Regions from separate parts of the Mus musculus genome. Here region 2 is linked to region 1. A link is a loop called in an ENCODE intact Hi-C map of the cell type or tissue named here. Cell type or tissue: heart. All regions are shown on one strand.

What was found. Hi-C counts contacts between places; a loop is a spot of excess contacts. Peaks named below come from ENCODE experiments on the same cell type or tissue, not always from the same donor. Only the 100,000 strongest peaks of a DNase experiment are listed, where the experiment ranks them.
Region 2: a loop joins it to region 1, with 2.0 times the contacts of the local background. A loop is called at or near these places in 6 of 42 quality-filtered maps.

Annotation. Positions count from the first base shown.
Region 1 is chr8:47,351,356-47,353,855 of GRCm38, forward strand. It overlaps a transcript of Stox2 not described here. Among named protein-coding and RNA genes, the nearest start is that of Gm39171, 29 kb to the left of the region's middle. In heart, no CTCF peak of the experiment used is centred here; a DNase peak (open chromatin) is centred at 1,206; H3K4me3 peaks cover 692 bases; H3K27ac peaks cover 528 bases; H3K27me3 peaks cover 310 bases.
Region 2 is chr8:47,216,812-47,219,311 of GRCm38, forward strand. The region is part of intron 1 of Stox2 (storkhead box 2); the gene reads right to left. Among named protein-coding and RNA genes, the nearest start is that of Gm51570, 2.9 kb to the right of the region's middle. In heart, no CTCF peak of the experiment used is centred here; a DNase peak (open chromatin) is centred at 1,480; H3K27ac peaks cover 1,351 bases.

The sequences.
Region 1 (2,500 bases):
AAGTCCTTTCCCTTGTCCCACCCCAACCCCAAACTGCTGCTGCCAGAAATCTAGTTTTTCCAGGGTGAATTTATAAATTCAGATCTAATATCTCTGAACAAATATAAGCCATGACAAACACAGGCAGGCAATCTAAAAGTCTTGTGTTTTATATGTCATCTTTAATCTATAGGATTTGACCACACAAAAACTAAGAATTGGTCCCATGTTACATTGACAATCAAACATAGGATAAGAAAAAAAAAAGCACCTAATTACATTGTCACTGGGCTCATCAAAAGAACTTTCTCTTGAATACTTGGACATGCTAAGTGACATACTAGTTATTCACCAAGTCATTGTTACAAATAACCCATGTCACAGTGACCTTTCCAAACATTTTCCCCAACAAGCACAAAAAACACACCACAAAATGAAACTGGAGAGCAACTTCCAAATAATTTTACATGCACTGGGAATCGTGAACGTGGAACAGCCCAGTGTGTAAAAGTTTATACGCAATGATACACTCCACATGAGACACAGAAATAATACTTCCTGATCTTCCAGATTTGAGACAAATATAACCTCAGTGCCACTGTCACCAGCAAGAAAAGAGTTGGGGGTTTGTAAAGTATTGTATTTAAAACGAGTCTCCTCTGTCTGGCAGTTCACCCTAGAGTTCCATATACTCACTGTGCAGTCTCCGTCCAGGGCCTCTGGTTTTTTCGAGCAGTCTGGATAATGTACAGATGGAAGTAATCTAGGGCTTACTCCGAATCCTGAGGATGGCTGCTTTTACTGCCCTGATTTCCTTCGGTGCCAAAGACGTCGTTGCAGTCCAGAGTTACCACACGTTGATTGCGACTGCTGTCAACATTTTATTACTCTGCTTTTCGGGTCTTCTGATAGCTAATTGGAACATTCTAGATAGCTGGGCTCGGTATAGGTTTCAATCCTGTTTCTTTCTACCCCCCTCTCCCAGGAAAGGTTCCGGCTTTCCTTACACAGCCCAGAGATTTAAAGTTGTTCTTTTTCCAGAGTGCATGCAAATAAATCCTGAAGTAATTGGTTTCTACCTTCAGACAGCTTTCCCTCCCAGTCGCTTGGGCAGTGTTGCTTTTCCCACACACTCCCGGAGTGGTGAGCGGCTTGTCTGGACAAGTACGATAACGCTTGGCCAGGAGATGAAAAACCCACACTGAAGTCATTAAGGACCTGTATGACTGGGCCCTGGATCCACTTGGCACAGTTCCCAGGCCCCGTCACCCCAGCCTGGAAAGCGGAACCATGAAGACCAGTTCATCGGGCCTTTCCAGGACCTTGAACCACCTGTGTTTTACAGAACAAAACAGTACTTCAACTCGGTTACCAGACCAAAAGGAAATGCCTCGTTTTCCTCTCTCACCATCGACCCCTACCAAGAATCACTAAGGAGGGAAGGACCAGGGTGATTGATCTGAAATTGTGGTTTTTCCCAGAACTATTCCAGTATAGTTAGCATTGTCGCTGCCTCTCAATAGTTCTCTGGCTTCACCAGTAAACTACTTAATTACCTATCTAGAGCTTTGACCTAAGCTCTGGAAAGCTCTTTGTACTATATGTGTGTATTTGAAAGAACTGTTTGACACCTAAACCCTAAGTCACAGGTTCAAATCATGACAGAGCAGAAGTCTGGGCTTTCCCCTGCTTGTTGCCTACACAATTTATAAGTCCATTAAAGTTCTATAGACTTTGAATTAATTTGCTTTTCCTTATTAGCATAGGTCATAAACCATCTATATCTGAATTCAAGAAACAAAGAAGCCATCATAGCTTAAAGAAATATTCTAGCCAAGACACAGGGAAGGGTGGCTGCATTATCTGATAGGGATAGTTCTCCTGTTAAATTTTCCTTATGATTCAAGAACAAAGGTGCAGCCATATTCATCTTTTAACCTTTTATTAAGGAAATTTCACTAAAGAACACTGTGGGGCGGGCTGGGCTGCAGCTCAGAGGCAGAGCCTTGCCTAGCATATGTGAGTCTTTAGGCTCCATCGCTGGCACTGAGGAAAGCCTGTGTGTGTGTGTGTGTGTGTGTGTGTGTGTGTGTGGTAAGCATAAATGTTTTCCTTGGAAATGAAGAAGGTAGAAAAATTATTTCAGGAATATTAAGAAAATGCATGTGTTTGGCAGAAACTATGGGAAACCCACCAAAAACATGAGAGAGTTGGAAAAATTACTCATGGGCACATAGGATGCATTGGAAGAAGGCAGTATCCTCAGGGGCAGAGCTTCTGCATCATGGAGCACAGACAGACAGACAGACAGACAGACAGAAGCACTATGCACAGAGAAGCCTCCTGAGAGCCACTCTGCCACTTACACTGTCCCCAGGCCAGTGTTCTGGTCTCTCTAGCCATGCCCCATCTCCTGGGACCAGTCACTAGCAGCCCCTCCTCGATATCTTTCTTGCACCCATCTCACATCAAGACGTTAGCTTCAAAACTCCCTGCTGCTTTAATAGGCCTTGTCTTTCTG
Region 2 (2,500 bases), 130 kb before region 1:
ATTACTAAACAACAATACCGACAGTACATTGAGGGAGGTGGTAAAATCATGTTTTTAGATATGCCGTTTTCATGTTGAATGCAACCTTGGCAAGAATTTTGACCATTTTATTATCATTAAAAAAAGATTTTATGTTATGGATGTCATATTATGGATTTATAAAGAAAAAAGAAAAGAAAAAGAGCTCTGTCATAATCAAAAATCCCAAACCAGACCCTAGTGAAACACACCTTTTCTTAGTTCACAGAAACTAAGTGCCTCAATGTGCTATTCTTCTTAGAGAGTCTCTTACTCTGAGTGTGTAAATCAGACACCTTCAACTGCGAGTGTGACACATAGGTTCCCAGGTCAAATTACACACATTTCATGGACTGTGTATTAATTGAAGACAAAAAAAAAAAAAAAACAAGGAATATTTTTTGTTCTCTTGGAGAGGTGAAAGAGACATGCAGACGATGGAAATGATACACTCTGATTATGTCCTGACCTTGGCTCTACATCCCCTGATGGCTCGCCCCAATGAAGCAATGGTTGATGTGGTCACGTGCAATGGGCAGCCTCTACCGGAGAGTTTAGACTGCCCTCAATACAGGCCGGGAGCATGCTAACAACAAGACCACACGTCAGGGGTCTGTTTGCCCTGGTCACAGGTAGCATTGACATTCTTAACATATATATTTTTTTCATATAACAATTTTTTGAAATAAAAGCAGGGGAAACCTACCTGACCCTTTCTGGACTGGCTCCATTCCCCAGGTAGCTTTGAGGCTAAAGCCTGGTGCATGCTAGGGGAATGCATCCAAGCACAAGAAGGAGCCAGTAACAGAAATGGGTGTCCTAGAATCTGTAATAAGAAGAAAGAGTAAGTTCAAGCAATAGTATCCTAAGTGAGCATTTCAGGTAAGTTACTGCAGGCCTGTAGACTACAATGACAATCTGGGAGTTTCCCTTGTAAAGTATATTCTCTCTCTCTCTCTCTCTCTCTATATATATATATATATATATATATATGTGTGTGTGTGTGTGTGTGTGTGTGTGTGTGTGTGTGTGTGTGTCTTCTTTAGCCTTGTATACACACACACACACACACACACACACACACATATATATATACTAAGGGATGTCCTTACAAATCAGGGTTTGTGACATTGACACAAGTTCCATCCAAAGCACCTTAAAAGGGCTCTATGAATGTACTTTGCTAGTGATGATTTTACAGATGGGGCTGGGGATCGGGGAGTCGTCTTCACCATCCTTTTATCCTGTTTGCACGAAACAGCTGGATCCTGATCGTGCCTAGCCCATAGATCACAGCACTGAGCCGACATCCCACTGCAGTGTCTCGGGAATCTGCAGTGTCACCCCCCCCCATTCTTCTCTGCAAAGTGAAGTCACAGGGACCAATCAGCCAACCTGACTTCTCACTCCCCTGCCCAGAATCCTTTGTGAGATGGAATGAGTCATAGCTCCGAGAAAAGCCACAGCCTGCATGTGTCTGTCAGCTCCTTTGTCTGTGCAGTGAGGAGACTTGCAGGGTAGGACAGACCCCAGGTATCTCTAAGGGACCCAGGCACCATCTCATGCGTTAGTCCCCTTACATACATATATATTTTTAAATCACCGAAGAGTAAAAAGGGGACATATCTCCAAAATGCTTGAAGAAAGAATACACTGCTAAATTTGATCTGGCATCGCACACACAACACACTACAATCACATTTTCCTTCTTTGAGGGTTTTTTTTTTTGTTTTTTTTTTTTTAAGGCTGGGTTCTTAATTGTCACGGCGGACGAACAAATCTCCCACCTGTGTGTGATGGGCAGCTCTATAGCACACAGGATCAAAGTTTAGCTGCAGTGAGCTGTTTATCACGGGTCCCAGTTGCCCTGCAAGTCTTTGCAAGCCCAGTGCTCTTCACCCATCATGCTGGCAGCCCTGGAGGCAGAACAGCTCAGCCACTGTCGTAAGGGCAGTGTGGGGAATGAGGTCACTATGTCAAGAACTGGCTGACAGGCTCTCCAGAGCTGACGGCACAACTGGTGGGAGTCACAGGATTGGTGGCTTTATGTCTATGCTTTGTCTGCTTTCTGAAACTTAAACCAAACAAACAAACAAATTCTATGTCTAAGATCAGTAAGGGAAGGGGAAAAAAAAAACCAAACCAGTTACGTATCTATGCAAAAATGTTTTGCTCATTGCGCCATCTGTACCAGGCTCATTATTAGCCCACACTGAACACATCCTACATTTATGTGTATATGTGTTGTATACCAACGTATACAAGCACACACACACACACACACACACACACACACACACACTCAGAAAACATTCAGCTTTGTATTGACAGATGAACCACCACAACATCCTCAGAAAGAAAAGAAAGGAAAGATTGGCAGAAGACAGAAGACAGGAATGCTAGCCATCACACAAAGCTGGGAGAAAGAAAATAAGGGTGACACGATTCTACCGTATTTAAATAGCATCACCTAGTGGTCCCA